Regions from separate parts of the Homo sapiens genome. Here region 2 is linked to region 1. Evidence: chromatin contacts called from ENCODE Hi-C or POLR2A ChIA-PET data. All regions are on one chromosome and are shown on one strand. The core of a region is the stretch at or near the end of the contact, and the rest is flanking DNA. Distances in the headings are between cores, read along the strand shown.

The links. A loop is a pair of places that touch in the nucleus more often than their neighbours do. ChIA-PET counts read pairs that join two places held with the same protein, here RNA polymerase II (POLR2A). Pooled maps may share reads with other maps.
Region 2: a loop to region 1 is called in a map of naive thymus-derived CD4-positive, alpha-beta T cell, with 12 times the contacts of the local background. The contact joins the promoter of ZNF786 here to the promoter of ZNF777 in region 1. A Hi-C loop is called at or near these places in 1 of 168 maps with a recorded cell type or tissue (naive thymus-derived CD4-positive, alpha-beta T cell), 1 of 37 single-sample maps with no recorded cell type and 10 of 50 pooled maps. POLR2A ChIA-PET finds 5 or more read pairs at or near these places in 1 of 52 experiments (naive thymus-derived CD8-positive, alpha-beta T cell).

What each region holds. Positions count from the first base shown.
Region 1 is chr7:149,458,804-149,462,659 of GRCh38, reverse strand. ZNF777 (zinc finger protein 777) reads left to right here and starts at 1,598. Exons shown (of 6, transcript NM_015694.3): 1 at 1,598-1,845. RefSeq lists silencers at 1,618-1,957, 2,128-2,197, 2,488-2,567, 2,578-2,937.
Region 2 is chr7:149,088,608-149,092,463 of GRCh38, reverse strand. It overlaps ZNF786 (zinc finger protein 786), which reads left to right and starts at 1,746. Exons shown (of 4, transcript NM_152411.4): 1 at 1,746-1,841. The coding sequence starts at 1,824. RefSeq lists silencers at 895-1,384, 1,505-1,804.

The DNA.
Region 1 (3,856 bases), core at 349-2,848:
TATAAGCCAATAAGAAAAAGATCTCACAACAGAAACATTGGCAAATGATATGAAGAGGAAATTCACAGAGGAAGAAACCAAATGTCAGTAAACATGAAAAGATGTCCAACTTCATTAATCAGGGAAATACAAATACAAATTAAAATAATGAGCTACCATTTCACAGTCATCATGTCGGCAAACGTTCTGAGTCCATTATCAGTAAGTATGAGCCAGGATGGGGAAAGAGAAAATCACACGATAGTGGGTGTGTAAGTAGGCACCATCCCTTCAGTGAGCAGTTCGGGAAGCCGGGGAAAGATGAAGGTGCTCTTGCCATCCAGAGTCCCATGTCTAGGCGTCTCTAGAGACGCACTTTAGCAGTGCACAATGAGACATGCATGCAGATGTCGCTGGCAGCAGGTTTGTTCTCATTCCTCTAGGGGGAATGGAACGTAAACTGTAGTTTATGTATTCAATGAAATACTATATTGTGGGTAAAATGAATGAACCAGATATTCTTGTTTAAACATGTCTGTATCTCAAAAACAAAATGACCCATGGAAAAAAGCAAGTTGCAACAGGATAGGGACTGGATAATATCATTCACATAAAATGTAAAAATACCAAAACCAGTAGTGTGCATTGTTTACGAATGCACACATGTTAGTTAATGCATAAAGACCTGGGTGAGAACTCTAGCCTCCGGGAAGGGAGGGGACAGGATGCATAGCTCTGGCCTTACCTCTATCTGTAACTTTCCTTTTTTTTGTTTTTTGAGACGGAGTCTTGATCTGTCCCCTAGGCTGGAGTGCAGTGGGGCGATCTCGGCTCACTGCAACCTCTGCCTCCCGGGTTCAAGAGATTCTCCTGCCTCAGCCTCCCAAGTAGCTGGGACTACAGGGCCGCGCCACCACGTCCAGCTAATTTTGGTATTTTTAGTAGAGACAGGGTTTCATCACGTTAGCCAGGTTGGTCTCGATCTCTTGACCTCGTGATCTGCCCACCTCAGCCTCCCAAAGTGCTGGGATTACAGGCATGAGCCACCACGTCTGGCCATAACTTTCCATTATCTGAGCTGCCAGCATACTGAGTCCTGTTGCCTTCCAAGACCAGCTCCACTCCTGGGGTTCCATTAGGTAAACACAATGTCCTCTGCTCCCCCCCGCCGTCTTCCCTCACTTAAGTTAGTTCCAGTTGGGCTTCATCGCTAGTAACCAGGACGCCTGCCTATAGTTTCTTCTTTTTTTTTCCTTTTCAATTCATCCCCAGTTCTCGCCACCTCGTAGGTATTCAATTAATACATGTTTAAGTGGACCTGTCCAGGAAGGGGAGTTCTCAACTCTAAGCTCCTGCATTTCTTTTGGGACTTCTCATGGTTACAAAGAGCATTCATTCATACTGTGACTGAGGGTAAACAAGTCGCTGCCCACTCGGCCTCAGTTTCCTCCTAAATGACCCGTCTGGCCACTTCCAGCCCCAGCAGGGTCTGATTCTAGGAATTCGGTCCTTTCATGTCGAAAACAACACTCGGGCATTTCACAAAAGCACCCAACCCCCTGGCTCCCCTTGGAAGCACAGCCCGCGTCCCTGGAACCCGGGCTGCACTGAGCTGGTCACATGAACTCCGGGCTTTCTCTGGTGTGACGGGTTTCTTAGATCCCTTTGTGAGCGCAGGTTTTGAAAGGGAACGACCCCGGGTTCTGGGTGTGAGAGGCGCAGGGGATCGGCGGGAGGAAGGCTGTCGGAGCCAATCAAGCCGCCTCCAGACCCCAGCACGTCGCCTGGGCTGCGCGCTCCGACTGCGCCTCCGCCCGCGCGCCTCCCGGCCTCGCCCGAGGGTGCCTGGGCAGGCGAGGACCCCAGGTGAGAGGCCGGAGGGTCCTGGAGGGTGGGAGGCCCCGGCGGTTCGGCCCGGGCTCCACGACGGGCTGGCCCGGGCTCAGGGCGTGTCCGTCGCCGCCGGGCGGCTCGCTCGACACTGTTCGCTCCTACCGGCTGTAGATGGAGCTGTCTGGGTTCCGGCAGCCTCCGACGAGCCTCGGAGTGTTTCTCTTTAAACGGCCTGAGAGGGACATGCCTCCCAGGATGCAGTTTGTAGCAACATGGCAGCTGCTGTGCAGCTCCCCTGCTAAAGAGGCGCCGGGACGGCAGCGCAGCTCGCAGCCGGGGCCGGGGCCGGAGCTGGGGTCCCAGCCGCGGCCGCAGAGGGGCGGCGCGCGGGCCGGGGGCCGCCGTTGAGGGCCGGGGCCCAGCTCGCCGCCGGGACGCAGCCGGCCGGGCCGCCCGCACAGCCGCGCGCCCAGCTCCGACGCCGCCGCTCGGGCTCCGCGACCCCGCGCCCGCTCGCCCCGCGCGCCCCGAGCAGGCCGGGGCCCGACGGCCGCGCGCGAGCCCCGGCGGGGAAGACAGGGCTGGGCCGGCGCCGCCTGCGGAGAGCGCCGGGCGGCCGGGCCTGCGTGGGGCCGCGCGCAGTAGCGGCGGCGGCAGTAGCGGCGGCGACTCCGGGGGCCCGGGCCGGACAGCGCAGGGCCATGGCCGAGGCGGCCCCGGCTCCTGTGAGGGCGGCCCGCGCGCGCACGGACGCGCGGCCTCGGGGCCCCGGGGACGGCCTGCGTGTCCCGGGCTCGGCGGCCCGGCCTGGGATCTCGGTAAGGGGCAGAAACGCTACGACGTTGGCGCGGGGGGTGGGGGCGCCCTGGAGGGGGCCCGCGCGTCTTGACCCGGGCGGTGGGGGAGGGCTACGGGCCTCGCCGCCGTCCGTGCGAGGGAGGCTGCTCTCACGCCCGGCCCGGCACACACGCGGCCCCGAGGTGGGGCGCCCGGAGGCGCGCTCGCTCCCTGCGGGGCCCGCGCTGCGTCCGTCGGGGTAGCCGCCGGCACGTTTTCCGCAGAGCTCGGCCCCGCGGAGCCTTCCCCGGCCCGGGCGCGGCGCTGACGCGGCTCTCCCATTTCGCAGAACGGAGACACTGAGGCACAGACACCTGGCGGCGACCCGCCCTGCCGGCCCCAAGGTCACGTAGCAAGGCATCCGTGGCACGGTGCGGCAGCCCCAGAAAGGCCTGCCCAGAGGGCTGCGGGCCTGGACGGGGAGGGGGTGGCTCTGGCGGCGGCCGCCCCTGGGTGAGGGGCTGGGCCGCCCTGGCAGCGGACGCGGCCCGTCGGGGGCGGCGGGGGAGGCCGGGCAGCGCCCAGCTGGGCATCTCCGCGGTGGGAGCAGGTGACCCTCTGAGCTCCAGCCTCTGCCTCCGGCCTCTGCGTCTGGAAGGTCGTAGGCTAAACTTTGAGTGCCCTGACAGATGGTGTCTGGGGAGTAAGCTTCTCAGGGGTTGGGGGCTGATGTTCCTCTTCAGGAAGACACTCTTAAAAAATCATCCCTCAGATCCTCCCGCAGACCTGCTCTTTGAGACGCCCTGGCCGTGCTAGTGAGAGGATTACTGCATGGGAGTCAGTGCCTTTGAGCCTCAGTTTCCTATTGTGTACACAGGAAGGAGGCAGGATATATAGCTTTCTAAAAAGCATCCCAATTCTTTAATCAAAAAAAAACTCATGAGAAAATAAAATCAAACGAAGATGTTTACATGCCTTACTCTGGGCTCAGGCCTTCGGGGCCCTTGAATGGTATATAATGCTGGGTGAACCATACTGGGTCATTCAAAAAAATGCCATGACTTTCTTAATAAGTCAGATACTGTGGTTATGGATGCTTCTGCTAATGTGGCATGAATCCTGGAGAATCCATCCACTCCTGATCCGTCGGGGAAGGAGGGACCGTTAAATCCTACAAATATGGTTCAGAAGAATTCTCCCTCCAACCCCCTACCAGGAATTTGAGAATTTGAGCTTATTCGTTTTAGGTATATTTACAGCTCCCTCC
Region 2 (3,856 bases), core at 497-2,996, 370 kb after region 1:
AATTGTACTGTATACACTTCGGGAGGCCGAGGCGGGTGGATCACCTGAGGTTGGGAGTTCGAGACCAGCCTGACCAACATGGCGAAACCCCGTCTCTACTAAAATACAAAAAATTAGCCGGGCATGGTGGCGCGTGCCTGTAGTCCCAGCTACTCGGGAGGCTGCGGCAGGAGAATAGCTTGAACCCGGGAGGCGGAGGTTGCAGTGAGCCGACATCCCACCACTGCACTCCAGCCTGGCGACAGAGCAAGACTCTGTCTCAAAAAAAAAAAAAAAAAAAAAAAAAAAAAAGCCAGGCGCGGTGGCTCACGCCTGTAATCCCAACACTTGGGGAGGCCGAGGCAGGTAGATCACAAGGTCAGGAGTTTGAGGCCAGCCTGACCAACATGGTGAAACCTCGTCTCTACTAAAAATACAAAAATTAGCCGGGCGTGGTGGCAAATGCCTGTAATCCCAGCTACTCGGGAGGCTGAGGCAGGAGAATTGCTTGAATCCAGGAGACAGAGGTTGCAGTGAGCCGAGATTGCGCCACAGCACTCCAGCCTGGGTGACAAGAGTGAGACTTTGTCTCCAAAAAAAAAAAATTGTACTGTATAACAGTTGTAAAAATAAAAAACGTTAAACAGTAAGGTGCATGTACATTTCACGATTCTGTGGCAAACACAGATGCGTATATGCTCCTCAGCCTACGCAGGGACTATTTTATTTCTTATGCACATCCTCTCCAAACTACACACTTTTCCTTTGCTACTTCAGCCTGACACCTAAGACATGACTAAGACAGAATGCGAGGTTGATTTTCTGGAGACAATCGCCACCCCCTTCCTCGCCCTCTCTCCTTTCTGTCTCTTCCTGGTTTCCCCACCTCTCCCCTGTTCTTGCGTTCTCGTGTTTCTCACGCCCTGTGTCATGGCCTCCTCCGTCTTCTCCTCCTACTCTGTCTCTGTCTCCTGCCGGGGCCCGGGGTGCCCGACCGCAGCCTTGGGCCACCCTGAGTCCCTGCAGGCGGCCCTGAGGCCGGGGTGGCTTCCGCATGGGGTCTCTGCCCAAGGCCGTTCTCTGCTAAGGAAGGAGCGTGGCCGCCCGGGGAGCCCGGAGGGCTCTAGACCCACGGCGACCGGACCTGGTGGGCGGACCCCGCCTCCGCGTCCCCGGCGGGACAAGCATGGGGCCCCCACGGCCTCCGCGCCCCCGGCGGGACGGATGCCCCGGGCCACCGCGGGCAGCGCGCGCCCCCCACCCACTTTCCGGCCTCGCTGGATTCCCGGGACCCCCTCACAGACGAAGCCTGTCTCGGGGGCGGCTTTGGGAGGAACCGCACCGGAGGTTCCCCTCTCGCTGCCTCTCAGTCTGGGTTTCTGTGGAGCGCGTCTCCCTGTCCCTGTCCCTGATCTCTCCCTGTCCCTGTCCCTGATCTCTCCATGTCCTGCCCCTCCGTTTCCCCTCCGGCCAGCTCCTCAGCTTGTCTCTGACCGCTTCCCTCCCCAGATCCCGGGAATCCGAGGGTCCCTCAAAGACCGGCGTGCTGCGGCCTGCTCTGAGGGCGCCCGGGCCCCTGGGTCCCTCCTCTGAGGACCGACGCTCAGGCAGCGCCGCTTCTTCCTCCCGCAGGAGGCGCTGTAGGACTGAGCGGCAGCCGCGGCCGGGCGCCGGGTCCCAGCATGCACCGCGCCCGGCCGGCGCTGCGTTTGGGGGCCACCCGGGCTGTGCGTGGGAGTCGGGTTGGGGCGGAGCGGAGGGGAGTCAGTGCGCAGCAGGGCAGGTTCCTGCGGAGCCGCCGGAGACGGTCGGGTTTGCCAGGGCCGGGCGGGACCGCGGGGACCATGGCGGAGCCGCCTCGGGTAAGCGGGCTAGCCTGTTTGGACGCCCGGTTTCGGGGTCGTGGTGGGTCCTCGGGTTCCGGGCTCGCCCGTGTCCTGGGGTCCCCGTGAGTGCGCGCGGTGCACGGGTAGGACGGAGTCTGCAGGCTGCTTCTGCTGGGGATGTGGATTCCGGGCCCTGCGGTGAGCAGGTGGCCTCCGCTCCCGCGGCTTGTCCGTGGCCAAACCCCTGGACAAAGCCGAGCGTGGACCGAGGCCGACCTAGGAGCGGGGCGGAGCCTGGGCGAGGATGCCGGGCGGACGGGGAGCGGACGGTGGAAAGGATAGAAAGGTTTGGGGCCAGAGGTGGATGTTACAGGTCAACCAGTTTTACATCATAGTCACCGAAATCAGAACAACTGTTCCAAAAAGTTTAAGATTCCGAATGGTTGAAATGGTGTTTGGCGGGGGCTTCAATGTCAGAATTTATTGTCTAGCGTGATTTGGGTTGAGTGTAAGATGATACGTTGGGAAGAGTAGAAGAGGATACAAAAAATTAAGTTAGTGGTTTCTTAAAATCGAGGTTTAGAGGGTATTTTTATCTTGTAAACTTTAATGTTGAGGATTTTTGCTGATTATTAAATGAATTAGGCCGGGCGCGGTGGCTCACGCCTGTAATCCCAGCACTTTGGGAGGCCGAGGCGGGTGGATCACGTGAGGTCGGGAGTTCGAGACCAGCCTGGCCAACATGGTGAAACCCCAACTCTACTAAAAATACAAAAAATTAGCCTGGCATGATGGCGGGCGCCTGTAATCCCAGCTACTCGGGAGGCTCAGGCAGGAGAATTGTTTGAACCCGGGAGACGGAGGTTGCAGTGAGCCGAGACTGCACCATTGCACTCCAGCCTGGGCAACAAGAGCGAAACTCCGTCTCCAAAAATATATACATACCTATATATATGGGGAAAGGATATAAACAGCCAAATCACAGACCTGAAAATAAATTATTAATGAGTAAAAGAATGGATTTTAAAACTTGTGACATTCAGGCCAGGCGCCGTGGTTTACGCCTGTAATCCCAGCACTTTGAGAGGCCGAGGTGGGCAGATCACTTGACGTCAGGAGTTCAAGACCAGCCTGGCCAACATGGCGAAAAACTGTCTCTACTAAAAAATACGAAAATTAGCTGAGTGTGGTGGCGGACGCCTGTAATCCCAGCTCCTCGGGAGGCTGAGGTAGGGAGAATTGCTTGAACTCGGGAGGTGGAGGTTGCAGCGAACTGAGATGGCGCCACTGCACTCCAGCCTGGGCGACAGAGCGAGACTCTATCTCAAAAACAAACAAACTTGTGACATTCAGACGGTGGAACACTATACAAAATTAAAATAAATTAGCTACATATATGATCAACAGGGCCGGGCGTGGTGGCTCACGCCTCTAATCCCAGCACTTTGGGAGGCCAAGGCGGGCGGATCACGAGATCAGGAGATCGAGACCATCCTAGCTAACACGGTGAAACCCCGTCTCTACTAAAAATACAAAAACAAAAATTAGCTGGGCGTGTGGGCGGGAGCCTGTAGTCCCAGCTGCTCGGGAGGCTGAGGCGGGAGAACCCGGGAGGCGGAGCTTGCAGCGAGCCGAGATCGCGCCACTGCACTCCAGCCTGGGCGACAGAGCAAGACTCTGTCTCCAAAAAAAAAAAAAAAAGAAACTCAACAGGGCCAGATCCCAAAATGTTGAGGGAAGAATACAAGTATAATAAAGTATTTACGTATAAAAGACACAAAGTAATACTGAATATTTACAGATACATATATGTATTAAAATGAACTGGAAAGTTCCCATATTATTTATAATGTTTGCCTTTACAAAGGAAGGAGAATGTGACAATATCAGAACATGATTGAAGAGAGGAACCACAAGAACTTGAGTTTCACCGGTCACATTCTATTTCATTAAAAGGAACTCTGAAGAAAAATGTTAAACTTGTTAAGTCAGTGGTGAATACTAGGATGCTTATAGTTTTCTCTGTAACTCTCTGGATTTTTAAACTTCTA